Linked DNA regions of Mus musculus: region 2 is linked to region 1. A link is a contact called in ENCODE Hi-C or POLR2A ChIA-PET data. All regions are on one chromosome and are shown on one strand. Each heading gives the region's core, a stretch centred on a gene start or an enhancer-like site at or near the end of the contact. The rest is flanking DNA. Distances are from core to core; before and after follow the strand shown.

Evidence for each region. Hi-C counts contacts between places; a loop is a spot of excess contacts on that map. ChIA-PET counts read pairs that join two places held with the same protein, here RNA polymerase II (POLR2A).
Region 2: POLR2A ChIA-PET joins it to region 1 with 15 read pairs in Patski. The contact joins the promoter of Zfp689 here to the promoter of Zfp768 in region 1. A Hi-C loop is called at or near these places in 1 of 37 maps with a recorded cell type or tissue (T-helper 17 cell). POLR2A ChIA-PET finds 5 or more read pairs at or near these places in 1 of 5 experiments (Patski).

The regions. Positions count from the first base shown.
Region 1 is chr7:127,341,121-127,348,387 of GRCm38, reverse strand. Zfp768 (zinc finger protein 768) reads left to right here and starts at 3,074. Exons shown (of 2, transcript NM_146202.1): 1 at 3,074-3,239; 2 at 3,513-5,593. The coding sequence starts at 3,152. The coding sequence ends at 5,131.
Region 2 is chr7:127,445,326-127,452,592 of GRCm38, reverse strand. It overlaps Zfp689 (zinc finger protein 689), which reads left to right and starts at 3,435. Exons shown (of 3, transcript NM_175163.3): 1 at 3,435-3,939; 2 at 4,117-4,230. The coding sequence starts at 3,735. It overlaps B130055M24Rik (a long non-coding RNA gene), which reads right to left and starts at 4,203. Exons shown (of 2, transcript XR_869949.3): 1 at 3,022-4,203.

The sequences.
Region 1 (7,267 bases), core at 1,825-4,324:
CTGGAGAGCGGCAGATACAGTATTTCAATAGCTACTACAGAAAATAATCCCTTACAGAAAACAATCGTTTGTTTTTAGATCACACACACGCTCTCTCTAGGTATATTTTTTTTCTTTATTACCAAATTGAAAATAGTCAAGTTGGTATCCACAGTGCATCTCCCAAGCAGATCTGCATTTTCTCTTCCTCACACAGTTTTAGCAAGCACTCTACCACTGGCTATGTTCCCAGCCCCTCTAAATTACTAACAATATCCAGGATAATGTCAAGTTATTACACTGTTTTCTGGGGAGTACTGGCAAAGCAAAGCTGTGTATATTTAGCACAGACAGAAACTATTACCACTATCCCCAGTGTTGAAGGCTAACCCCAGGACTTTGTGTCAAGCACTCTGATTTCTGAGTTACATTCTCAGCCCTTCATATATATATATATATATATATATATATATATATATATTAACGTTTGGTTAAATGAGAAGGTGCAGAACCCACAGATGAGAAACCGTGGTATTTTCAAGGCAAGGCTTACTTTCTGAAATGCAGACTGTCCCCTTTGTCATGCAGACTCCATGAAGCCAGCATCTCGGTCCCAGTCATTGGATATGAGAAACTCACTGAATGGGCTGAAGCTGCTCTGATGCTTCAGATGAAGACCAGAAGTTCATGTAGTCTGAACTAGGGGCATAAAAGCAGTTTTCCCAGAAAGCAGGGTGTTGTGACCCATGGCTGAATGTGTCTGCTATTGAAGGACATTTTTTTTTTCTAGTTCAACAACGGGGGAGTGAATACAAATCTGCTTGGGAGAGGCACTGTGGCTGCCAACTTGACTGTTCTCAACTTGGTTATGAAGAAAAGGAGAAACAGAAGAAGACAGAAAGATGAGGAAGAGGAGGGGGAGAGGGCGGGAGAGGGGGAGGGAAAAGGGAGGGGAGAGGAGGAAGAGGAGGAGGAGGAGAGAAAGAGGAGGAGGCAGCTAGGGGTGTAGCTCAGTTGATGGAGTCTTTGCCTCATACTCACAAGGCCGAGCATGGTGTCACATACATATAGTCCCAGTCCTCTGGAGACGGGGACAAGAGGATCCTCAGTTCATAGAGAAGTCAAGGCCAGTCTGAGGTAAAGAGAGACCATTCCTGGACAGACACATCACTACTAGATCTGGACATCTGACACCCAAAAGGCTTAGCAGAGTCTTCAGAATCTTCAAACTTGCTGGCTGTGAAAACCCTTGATTATAGTATGCAGGAAGCTGAGCGCAGCGAATTGGCTCGTTAGCTGTCAAGACTACCAAACTTGCTTCAGTAGAAGAGTAGAAAATGATTAGATTAGATTAGATTAGATTAGATGATACTGACGACACGACTGTTCCATGCGAGAGTTAGGGGAAAGTCTTTATCTTATTTCTAATTGTCGATAGGAGAGAGAGAACAGCCAAAGCCATCTGGAAGAGTGCAGAGCACAGGGAGACAGGGAGAAAGGCTGAACAGGGCCCGCAGACTGGGCGGGGCCAGGGCTATCTGCAGGTATTCCTTCTACGCTCCGCCCAACAGTTACCTAGCAACAGCCAGGTAGGTCTGGCTTGCTATAAAAGGGCCTGTTTGGCCCACCTTCCTTCTTTCTCTTCTCTTCTTTCTCTTCTCTTCTCTTCTCTTCTCTTCTCTTCTCTTCTCTTCTCTTCTCTTCTCTTCTCTTCTTCTCTTCTCTCTTTTCTCCTCTCTTTTCTTCTCTTCTCTTCTCTTCTCTTCTCTCCCCTTCCCCCTCCCCCTTCCCTTCTGGAACTCTTCAGTGTCACTCTCCGAACTGTCCCGCACGCTTGTGAGAAAATCAAGAAACGAGGAATCAAACACAAGATTTGGAAAGGGAAGAAATTAAAGGTCGTCCTATGTTAGTATCTCTGGAGTGGCCCCTCAGCACCTGTAAAACCTGAGAGCAGAAGAAACGAGAAGGGAGAAAAGCAGAGGAGGAAGGGTGTCTACCCTAAGAGCCCTAGGCTTCCATTCTTCCTAATACAGGACAAACGGCTCAGGGGAAAGTTTACAAAGCGCAGGCCGAGCTCGCGAGGAGACGCCCGGCGCCTCCCTCTCTCACTCCCGCAGGCATTCCGGGCATCCTGTTAGAATGGCCTGAACGCCCTCTGCTCTACACGGCCCGGACCCACGGTGACCCCGGGACCACGGTGAAGCAGAGACAGCCGGCCCCAACAACCAATCCTGGGAGGAGTGGGCGGTGCCTCGCGGCGCGGAGGCGGAGCTGTTTCTCTGGCAACGAGCCCGCATCGCGGAGGGGGAGGGGAGGGCGAGGGAGGGGGGAGTGGGCGCGGGTGTCACTGTCGTAGCTCGGCGGGCTAGCAGGCTCTGGGCTCCAGAGCCTGGTTGTGCGGTCAAACGGGCGTCCGTCCGCGTTCCCGGTGCCAGTCCGAGTGCCCCGAGGCTGAGGCGAGGAGCTAGCCGCCTCCCCCGCTGGCGCCGGGAAGCGTCGCTCCTTCTCGCTGACCTTGGTCTCACTTGCCGCTTCGCCCTTGGCCACACTCAGTAGCCAGCACATGGTCGGAGAAACCTGCAGACAGGTCCCCGGTTAGGCCGAGACCCGCGATACAGACACACAAACTGCTGTTGCCCTTCCCGCCGGCTCCGGGGCGTCGGGTCGCCCCCACCCCCCGAGGCCCGGGAGATCCAGTCCAGGGTTAATGCCAACGAGTTTCCACCTCCAGCCGCTCCTAGAGAGGCCGCGGCGCGAGCCAGCGGGGGGAACTGGCCAGGGACGGACACTTCCTGTGCGGGGGGAGGGGGCAGGGGCGCAGTAGCCCGGCCGGGGCTAGGGGCCGAGACTAGAGGGTCTCGGGCTGGGAGTTGTGGCTGGGGGACGGCCGGAGGAGTCGCCTCGCCCCTCACCTCCGAGGCCACGACGCGCGGGGGCCGGTGAGGGCCACGAGACAATCGGGGACCTTGGGAGGGGGGCGGGGCAGCGGACAGGGGCGGGGCCGGAGAGGCCCAGGGTCAAGACGTCCGGCCTTCGCGGCCGAAGCCAGGCCGCCCGGTCTCCTCGGAGGCTCTGAACGCGCGGGTGGCGAGGGCTCGGGGCTCCAGGCACTCGAACTGGGTCGTAGGATCGTCCGCCATCGCCACCGCCGCCGCACTGGGAACTGGCAGGGATGGAGCGGGAGGCGTCGTCGTGGGGCCTGGAGTCCCGGGATGTGCACAGTCCCAACGCAGTGGGCAGCCCCGAAGGGTCTCTCAAAGGTGAGGGAAGGACCGCGCCTCTTAGGAGTGTGCCAGAAAACTGGGCTGTGGCCTGCGGGAGGGAAATAAGGCCGGAATCTTAAACACTTGGAAGTGGGGTGGAGGGTGGAGACTGAGTGCCCCGGGTCTTTAGAGGGGAGGTGGTACATTTTGTCACCTCACTTGTAGGGGCCAATGACCCTGCTTGGGGAGTGGGAAGAGAATTTTGGGACAATTAATGGACCCAATGACCTTCCAGACCCCCATTCAATCTGGATTTTCTGTAATTCTCAGATCCTGCAGGCAACACAAGTGAGAATGAAGAAGGGGAAATTTCTCAGCGAGAAGGCAATGGGGACTATGAAGTTGAAGAAATACCTTTTGGGCTTGAACCCCAAAGCCCAGAGTTTGAGCCACAAAGCCCAGAATTTGAATCCCAGAGCCCCAGGTTTGAGCCTGAAAGCCCAGGGTTTGAATCCCGAAGCCCTGGGTTTGTGCCCCCAAGCCCTGAGTTTGCACCCAGAAGTCCTGAATCAGATCCTCAGAGCCCGGAGTTTGAATCCCAGAGTCCTAAGTATGAGCCCCGAAGCCCTGGCTGCCATCCCAGGAGCCCTGGCTGTGAACCTGGGAGTCCTAGGTATGAACCCAAAAGCCCTGGGTACGGTTCAAAGAGCCCCGAATTTGAATCTCAAAGTCCAGGGTATGAATCTCAGAGCCCCGGGTATGAACCGCAGAACTCTGGAGATGGCGTTCAGAATTCTGAGTTCAAAACCCATAGCCCTGAGTTTGAAACTCAAAGTTCCAAATTCCAGGAAGGTGCAGAGATGCCTCTGAGCCCCGAGGAAAAGAATCCCTTGAGCATCTCCCTAGGAGTCCACCCCCTGGATTCCTTTACTCAAGGGTTTGGGGAGCAGCCCACAGGAGCGCTGCCTCCATTTGACATGCCTTCGGGGGCTCTGCTGGCTGCACCCCAGTTTGAGATGCTCCAGAATCCACTGAATCTGACAGGAACCCTGCGTGGGCCAGGCCGTAGGGGTGGCCGGGCCAGGGGTGGGCAAGGCCCTCGACCTAACATCTGTGGCATCTGCGGGAAGAGCTTTGGACGAGGCTCGACCCTGATCCAGCACCAGCGCATCCATACCGGCGAGAAGCCTTACAAATGTGAGGTTTGCAGCAAGGCCTTTTCCCAGAGCTCTGACCTCATCAAACACCAGCGCACGCATACAGGCGAGCGGCCCTACAAGTGTCCCAGGTGCGGCAAGGCCTTCGCTGATAGCTCTTACCTACTCCGCCACCAGCGTACCCACTCTGGCCAGAAGCCCTACAAATGTCCACACTGTGGGAAGGCCTTTGGCGACAGCTCCTACCTCCTGCGACACCAGCGCACCCACAGCCACGAGAGGCCCTACAGCTGCCCCGAGTGTGGCAAGTGCTATAGCCAGAACTCGTCCCTGCGCAGTCACCAAAGGGTGCACACTGGGCAACGGCCTTTCAGCTGTGGCATCTGTGGCAAAAGCTTCTCCCAACGGTCAGCACTTATCCCCCACGCCCGCAGCCACGCCCGTGAAAAGCCCTTCAAGTGCCCAGAGTGCGGCAAGCGCTTCGGCCAGAGCTCAGTTCTGGCCATCCATGCCCGCACCCACCTGCCAGGCCGCACGTACAGCTGCCCCGATTGTGGCAAGACCTTCAACCGCTCCTCTACACTCATTCAGCACCAGCGTTCCCACACAGGCGAGAGGCCGTACCGCTGCGCTGTGTGTGGCAAGGGCTTCTGTCGCTCCTCCACGCTGCTACAGCACCATCGCGTGCATAGTGGGGAGCGACCTTATAAGTGTGATGACTGTGGAAAGGCCTTCTCGCAGAGCTCCGACCTCATCCGCCACCAGCGGACCCACGCAGCCGGCCGCCGTTAACCAGTCACGGGTGGGGAGGTGGTGTGCAGAAGAGATGGGGTCAAGGAATTTATGGATAGAGGAAAAGCTGGTGGAGAATAGAAGGACGAAATATTCTAGAAGATGGGTCAGGGTGCAGGAAGTCACATGCCCTCAAGAAGTATGAGAGTTGGGCTATGGAGGGGTTGGAGGGAGGCCAGACAGGCACCAGGAGCAAGTCTGCCTCAGCAGCAGTGAGCTCTTTATCTGGGAGGCCCTGTTCTGGCAAAGTACTAGATGGGGAGGGGGGAGGGCAAGGGAGTGTCAGTTAGAGTAGGGTAGCTTAGATTGGTAGCTGCTGAGACCCTTGTGAAACCAGGAAGAGGGCAAAGGGTAGGCAGTGGGGAGTGAGGCCCAAGGGTAGGGTCTGGATCTCAGAGTAAACTGCCTTGTCTTCCTCAGGTTTTGGAGCCCTGTGAGTTCAATAAACCTTTTATGTGGTAAGAGATTCGTCCTTAAGATGTGTATGTGGACAGTTCCCTGAGCAGTGGGAGATAGCAGTCAGAGCTGCAGCTGCTGAGGCCTTGCCAGGGTACTGCCCCAGAAGTGCTTTTATGATCAGTGGGTTAGTGAGATCTTCGCATTCGAAGTTCAGAGAATGGTTTATTTGCCCATGGGCACCAAAGCTCACGTGCTTTTGCATGCTGCACAGACTCAAAGGGACTGATTGTAGGAGGTGTGAAACACTTCTCAGCTCTCCCTAAACTAAAAGTCTGTGCTTCTGTCAGAAAACCACATGGGGGTGCTCATACCTAGGTGTGACTGCTCCCCATCGAGTGTTGGCTTAATCCCACCCTGTACCTGAGTTAGCACTTCCAGGCACCTCCAGTAGATCATCAGTAGATCTGATCTCTTCTCTCCTCTCCCCTCCCCTCCCCTCCCCTCCCCTCCCCTCCCCTCCCCTCCCCTCCTCTCCTCTCCTCTTCTCTTCTCTTCTCTCTCTCTCTCTCTCTCTCCATTTTTTTTTTGTTTTTGTTTTTTTTTGTTTTTCGAGACAGGGTTTCTCTGTGTAGCCCTGGCTGTCCTGGAACTCACTTTGTAGACCAGCCTGGCCTTGAACTCAGAAATCCGCCTGCCCCTGCCTCCCAGGTGCTGGGATTAAAGGTGTGCGCCACCACCACCTGGCTAGATCTTCTGTCTAGGCTCTTGAGACTGGAGCAGGCAGCTGCACTTCAGCTCCACTCAAAGAGGAGGCCAGGTACTTGTTTGACCAAGAATATGGAAACACTTCTCCAGCCCCTTTACCAGCCAGTGTGACCAGCTGGGCATGGTTGGTCTGCTTTCCCTGGTACCGTGTATCAGTTGAAGGGGCCACCTTGCATCTACCCCGTTTTCCCATCCAAGTTCCAGACTCAGGCTGATGCAGACTTATAATCGGTGAGAATGGAGGATTCTAGAGTATGGGCATTTGTCACCTTAGCAGAAGAGAGCAGGCCACACCATGGGGAATCTTTTGGGAGCACATTTTGAGGCAGTGCCTACTGGGAGGGCCTGCTGAAGCATCAGAGTTTGCTCCTGTTTCACAGAAGTGGACACAGGCAGCCACAGAGGGCAGTGACTGTTTAGGCACTGTGTGTCTAAGACCAGATTTGACCTTCACACTCCATTTACCTAGCTCCACCTCAGCGCTTGGCCGCATCGGCACATTTTGAGTGTCCTTGGTCCTTGGACCTGGTGACATTCCCATGCTTAGGGCCTTCAAACTCATAAAAGCAAAGCTCCTAAGGCCGTTTCCACCCAGCCGGTCACGGTCCGCACCGCTGGAAGGAACCACATGGTCCAATTCCATCTGCCTGGTTTTCAAAGTTAAAGTAGACCATTATTGTTCTAGTGAACTCTTACAGTAACTGAAGGGCCTTTATGAACTTCATGCAAGCAGGCCTCTGTTGCAGCTGCCGCCTCCTCTCTTTCCCTCCTTCCCCCTGCCCTTCCTCCCCTCCTTCCTCCTTGAAACGGTATGTCACTATATAACTCACCCTGGCCTGGAGCTCAAGCTCTTACTGCTGAAGTCTAAGTGCTAGGAGCACAAGTGTGCAGCACCATGCCCAGTTTATGTAAGGTTGGGATCAACCCCAGGGCAGGGGAGTCCCGTTAACTACATTAGTCCCCTGCTTACCT
Region 2 (7,267 bases), core at 2,186-4,685, 100 kb before region 1:
GCCAGCTGGGAAACTTCCTTCATTTCACAGGTCATATACAAAGAGAGGTGCTCTACTGTGACTTAATTAAGGGTAGTGCATCTGTCTGTCACAGAGGGTCCTACAGCCAGTCATAGGCTTGTGTGCGCACAGGTGGCAAACAGGGTTTGTCACATGCTATGCCGAATTCTTCTGCCTCTCAACTCACTGCTGTTCAGCCACAGACAGACAACTGACAAGACATTGCTATGCTTTAAATATGAACTCTCCCCCACGGGCTCAGTGTTGAACGCTGGATCCAAAGCTGGTGGTGCTAGTTTGGCAGGTTCTGGAAAGTTTAGAAGGTAAGAGGATCCAGCTGGAGAAGGACATCACTGTGGGTGAGTCCTTCCTATTCCTCCTCTGCTCTTGTCTGATGTAAAGTGAATAGCTTCCTCCTCCTCCTCCTCCTCCTCTACATATTCTTGCCTCCATAATGTTCTGCTCAAGTGCATGAAGCCAAGCCACCATGGACCAAACTGTCTGAAACTGTGAGCCAAAGTGAATTTACCCTCCCTTGTTTCTGCAAGTATTTGGTAAAATGGTTCCAAAACTAGTAACAGACTTTCCTTGCAGCAGCCGTGGGAAAGCTTCCCGAGACAGTGAAAGACTGTGAAAGTCCACCTGCCTAGCAGAATTCTAGAGGACCACTTCCTGGGTATTCCCTAGAATAGGGAATTCATCTTTCAAGTAGGTTCCAGAAATATGGTTGTTACTGGTATGGGTCAGGGTCTGTGAAAGAACTCAGAACATGTGTATTGGAGAAAGGCATGCAGAGTGTGCAGGGGCAAAAGAAAAAGGAAAGATGCACAAAGTGACAAGACCTGTAGGAACTAGGAAGTCCCCTGTTGGAGAGTGGTTGTAGGAGTCATCAGAACTGTATTCAGTGAGTCCTGGCTACGTGGCTTAGTGATAGGACTTGTGTTAGCATGCTGAGGTGCATCAGTGAAGAACATGTCAGTCAGAAAAGGACAGTCCGAAACTAGATTGCACAGATTTGTTAAGGTGGGCTATGATCAGTGATTGATGGGGGGGGGGGGGGGTTCAGCTCATTGAGTGTGATACCATCCCTGGGCTGGTAGTCCGGGGTTCTGTAAGAAAGCAGGCTGAGCAAGCCATGGAGAGCAAGCCAGCAAGTAGCAACCCTTCCTGGTCTCTGGATCAGCTCCTGCCTCCAGATTCCAGCCCTGCTTGAGTTCCTGTCCTGACTTCCTTCAGTGATGAACAATGATATAGAAGTGTAAGCCAAATAAACCTTTTCCTCTCCAACTTGCTTTTTGGTCATGGTGTTTCATCATAGCAATAGAAACTTTAAGACACCTAGTTTGCATAATGTCCTGGGTTTCATCCCAGCACCAAATAAAACTGGGTATGCTGTGCATACTTATAATTGAGCATGCAGGAGTTAAGAGGTAGGAGGACCAGAAGCTCTTGGTCATCCTTAGCTACATAGTGTTGAGGCTAGCCTGGACAACATGAGGCCCTATCTGAAAAAGAAGAGGAGGCAATTATTGTTTTCATTAATAAGTAGTTTTTCTACTTCTCTCTAGGACTGATATTGCTTGTCCTAGTCTGGGTTTATGGTGAAGTGATCCCTTAGGCAGTCTGTGAAATCAAAGTGTGTTAACATTTAAGGTTGCATTTCTGGGTGCTGGCAGTCACTGAGCATGAACCATGGACTGAATCTTTTAAAAAATATTTACTTCATGAATATGGGTGTTTTGTGTGACTGTATATCTGTGTACCACATGTGTACCTGCTGCTGCTGGAAGACACAGTGGCAGATTTCTTGGAATACAGTTACAGATGATTGTTAGCCACCATGTGAGTGCTAGAAACAGAATCTGGGTCCTCTGTAAGAACAAGTGCTCTTTTTTCTTATTTATTTATTTTATGTAAGTACACTGTAGCTGTTTTCAGACACACCAGAAGAGGGCATCTGATCTCATCACAGATGGTTGTGAGCCACCATATGGTTGCTGGGATTTGAACTCAGGACCTTTGGAAGAGCAATCAGTGCTCATAACTGCTGAGTCATCTCTCCAGCCCCAGAACAAGTGCTCTTAACCACTGAGCCACTTCTCCAGCTGGGGAGAAATTAGTCTTAAAGCGTTTTGCCCAACATAAGAGTTGCTAGAGCCACAAAGAAGACATTCCATGTTTGGATTTCATTCCTATGTCTAGTAACAGATTTTGAGGAAGCTGATCCAGATTTGTGGGGGTTTTATTGTTCATTTGTTTTTTGAGGCAGGCTGGTTTTGAGATAGCCCCGGATAGCCTGGAACTCACTTTGTAGACCAGGATGTCCTCAAACTCAAGAGATCTACCTGCCTTTTCCTCCCAAGTGCTGGGAATTAATGGTGCGTGCCACTGCACCCGGCTGTCTTATGATTTTTGTTGTAGTTCTCTATGGAGGGGGGAGTCCAGGACTCTAGACATAAAGTTTCAGACACCATCTACTCGAATAGTCCAGGTGCTTGGCTGGCTCTCAGCAGCGAAGGCACAGCCTCTCTGTGTGGCCTCTAGATGTGCGAATCCTATTTACCCTCTGTGCAGTCTTCCTTACCTGATAATTATTCAGAAAGGAGCAATAGGTTCGGCTTCATACCCAGTCCTGGGTATCTATTTTAAAAATACTTTTATAGAACTTTGGGCCCCATGCATGCTAGGCAAATGCCTGCCACTGGGCTATACACTCTTCATTTAAAAACAGGGTCTATGTTGCCCATGCACTCCTGACACACGTTGACACAGCTGCACTATTTCGGAAAGCAACGGTACAGGGGTGATTTCCCTGCTTCATTATAAATGAAAGGATCAACTAGCCATCTGTCTTTTGTTCCCCCTGGTAGCCTAAATGTGCATTCCACTGTACAAAGAAAGGGTAAGCCCAAAGCTATTGGTCTCACCTCTAAACAAGCGAACTTCCTTGGTACTCAGGTAGGCCATTCACTTCTATAGACTACTTAGGAGCTGCCCAAGGTACAAGACCAGTCAACTTACCATTCTAGTCATTCAATTTTACCAGACGCGCCTTTTGTGCACCAGATCCTTACCACCGCTCCCTTCTCATCTAGTACTTTTCAGAATTCCTGGCTGTGACACCTTTATGATCGTAGGATGTAGCTGTTCAAAAATCCATGTTGTCACTGTGTGACTTTCCCTTTGGAAGACCTGTAGAAACGTCTTCTCCAAGTAGGGCAAACAAGCGTTGGAGAACACAAGAAAAGCCTCCCATTCATAAGACTTCTCACAACCGGCTTAGAGACACAGGATCCACCTTCTTGCCCTTAAGAATCCGTTGGCTTCATTCAAATGGGCCGCCTTCATTGATGACCAATCAGAACGCCCGATCTTCAGCTACCAACCAATAAACGAATGCAATAGATAGGAGGAAAGTAGGCAAGAAGCCATCTCGCAGCGCCATTACACTTTAGGGCAAGGAGGTTAAGAAGTCGGCATGGCGTTCGGGTCAATAAAATCGATAGCTGGAACCTGCCTGTGTTCTAGGCAGCGGTGGTGCAGGAGCAGCGCCGCCATCTTCCCCGAAGGCATCTTCCGGTGCCTCTCACCCAAGTTCCAGCGGGAGTTCCCTGAATAACGGTCTGTGTCGGGCCGCCCGGCCCCTCAGGCAGCCGATTCAGATTTCCTCCGGGCCTTCCCGACGGAGCTTCTAGGTCTCCGGGTCCCCGTGGCAAGGCCGGGGAGCAGGTCCGATGGCGCCACCTTCGGCTCCGCTTCTCCTGCGGGCAGTCGGAGAGGCTGGACCTACTCGGAAAAGGGGCAGGAGGCCAAGGGCCTTGAAGTTCGTGGACGTGGCCGTGTACTTCTCCTCGGAGGAGTGGGGGTGTCTGCAGCCCGCTCAGAGGACTCTGTACCGGGATGTGATGCGCGAGACCTACGGCCTCCTGGGCGCGCTCGGTGAGGCCCGGCCCAATCTGCTTACGCGGGGCCTAAGGGATGATGGAGCTTGAGGGCGGGGTAGAGTGGGGGCAGGGAGCCTAGGGTCCTGACCTGCGATCGGCTTGTTAGGGGTTGGCGTTTATTTTTTAGCATCCTTTCTTCGGGCCAGCTCTCTGACTGGTTCTCCTTCCCCAGGATGCGCAGGTCCCAAACCAGCTCTCATCTCCTGGTTGGAACGAAATACCGATGACTGGGAACCAGCAGCCCTAGATCCGCAGGAGTACCGGAGATGGGTAACATTCCAGAGAAGTGAGTGAAAAATACCCACGAAAACCATACTGCCTTCCTGAGTAATGCCCTAAACTGTCGACCCAATCTAAATTTGTCGTCTGATGAGAGTTAACCAGGTTGCTTGTACTGTGGGCATACGAACTACAAACGGTACTTCATTGACATAAGTGAATTACTGAGCTTTGAAAAAGATAACTACTGCTTTCCAGGATCCGGGACTTAGCTTCCATTGAACTTCTCCAATTCCCATCGGTCCTGGGAAGACTAGAAAGAGTCCTTAACCACTGAGACATCTCTCTCTAGCCCCTGGTTCACTCTTGACTTTAAAAAAGAAAAAGCCCCATTGATTGGAATGTTCATCTAGGCTTGTGAACTACTGGATGAAATACAGTCCAAGGTTTTTTTGTTTTTTTTTTTTACAACTCTCTCAAAGTGCTCCTAGACCAACAGCTGCATATTTGGGAGTTGTCTTGGTCAGAGGTTTCTATGCTGTGATAAACACCATGAACAAAAGTGGCTTGGGGAGAAGAGGGTTTATTTCATTGATATTTTCATGTAAACATCCATCATCAAAGCAGGGCAGGGCAGGAACATCAAGGCAGGAACTGAAGCAGAAAGCCACAAGGAAGGCTGCCTCCTGCTTGCTCTCCTACTTTCTTACACACTCAGGAACATCTGCCTAGGGATAGCACCACCCACAGTGGGCTGGGCCCTCCCATGTCAACCTTAATCAATCACTAATTAAGAAAATGTACCACGCTGGGCATGGTGGCACACACCTTTAATCCCAGCACTCAGGAGGCAGAGGCAGGTGGATTTCTGAGTTCAAGGCCAGCCTGGTCTACAAAGTGAGTTCCAGGACAGCCAGGGCTATACAGAGAAACCCTGTCTCGAAAAACCAAAAAAAAAAAGAAAAGGATGTACCACAGGCCAATCTGGTGAGGACATTTTTCTCCGTTGAGGTTCCCTCTTCCCAAATCACTCTAGCTTGGATCAGGTTGGCATAAAACAAGTCAGCACAATTGACCCCTTGTTAGCATGACACACAAACCCATCCCTTTTAACCATAACCTTTGTTTTTTGTTCATTCCAAGATCTCAATTCAAACACTCAATTCAGACTCTCCTTAAAATACCTAGTCTCTTTCAAAGTTTCTCTATCATATCCAAAACCTCTCTAAAATTAACTATGGGTTCCTATTAAAAAAAAGTTACATACTTGTTTATTCCAAGAAGTAATAACCAGTGCACAGTTACAGTAAAATCAAACCCAAAGTCTACGTGTGACGCTCAGTGCCAGCCTTCTGAGACTCTGCTCCTCTAGGCTCCAGAGGGCTTGGCAGTGGCACTCGTCTGACATCCACTGCACACACAGCCAGCTCACAAAGCTCTAAAGCTGCTGTGAGTGGTCATCTGTGCCAATGCTCTCTCCAAAACACCGGAGTTCTGGGTACACCGGGAGCCTTTCTTGGGATCTCTTTAGAGACACTGAGCCTGCCACGTGGTGCCAGGCCTTAATTTATCTCCATGACCCCCCTTCAGTCCTGAGGTTTGTACTTTAACTGAGGCTGTGAGTTTACCAATGGTCTGGGCTTTCCAGTCACAGTGCCAAGCCTCATTGCTCTCCATGACCCTTTATGCCTTCAAAACTAGAACATCTGGGGACACTTACACATAGTCAACTTCAGCTGCCAACAGGAGCCTTGGCCCCTTCATGGACCACAGCTGCTGTGTGCTGATCCTGTGGAGGTACTCCCAGATTTATCATCCTTGCTGATGCTGGTGTTTGGTTTTGTTTTGTTTTGTTTTGTTTTGTTTTTTGTTTTTTACTTGTGTCAATTTCTTGGATCCAGCTAATAGCATCAATTGCCCCAGTTAAGAAAGGTTTCCCTTTAGTGGTTTTTAATAAACGAATATCACATAAATGGTAGAATCGTAGGCAGTCTCAAACTTCACTCCAGAGCGGCATTATCTTCTGAGTCCCCACAGAGTAACCCACAGAGCTCTGAGCACCCAATAGCCTTTCCTGCTCCAAAGTTACTATCACACCCTCCCCAAAACAGATAGCAAGGTTTAATCACAGCAATACCCCACTCCTGGTACCATTGTCTGTGTTAGGGTTTCTATTGCTGTGGTAAACACCATGACCAAAAGCAGCTTGGGGATGAGAGTTTTTCCTTTCACTTCCACATTACCATCTATCATCAAAGGAAGTCAAGGGCAGGGCCTGAAGCAGAGACCATGGAGGAGGGCCGCTCACTAAGCCTGCTTTCTTATATACCCAAGGCCTCCTGTCCAGAAAACCTGGTGAAGACATTTTCTCCACTGAGGTTCCCTCTTCCCAGATGACTCCACCTTGTGTCGAGTTGACCTAAAACCAGTACAGGAATGTTTTTAAAAATGCAAATCCTGGGCTGGAGAGATGACTTGGTTAAGACCATCTGCAGCTTTTCCCGAAGCTCTGAGTTTGGATCCCAGAGTCCACATTGAGCTATCTTGTATGTAGGAAAGGCATGGGGAACCGGATATATTTGCCCTGCATCATAAGCTCCGGCAAGGATGGCATGGAGGGCTGCTCACTGGGTAGAGTGCTTGCCTCCCGCTGCACAGCTCAGGGTTTGCTCCCCAGTGCTGCGTGTAGATAAGGGTGGCACCTGCCTGTAATGTTAGCCCTTGGGAGGTGGAAGCAGGAGGGGAAGAAAGAAGTTGAAGGTCATCCTCAGTTACGTAGTGAGTTAGAGGCCAGTCTAGGACACACGAGACCCTGACCAAAAAATCAAACAAAAACCCAGAACATTGGAAGAAACTAAGTAGGGACAAAGGTTTCTGTGTGCCCCTGAGCTACTCCACCGTTACAAAAAAAATTCAAGTTTTCTATTCAATTGTTTGTATGGACAAAGTCTCATGCATCTTAGTAAAGCCTCGGATGTGCTGTGTGACACATCAAGGATGAGCCATGAGCCACTATGTATGGTGCAGGATCCAGGCAAGCACCCTGCCAACCAAGCCAAACCGTTAGCCCTGAAACACTCTGTTTTAAAGTCAGTTGAATATCC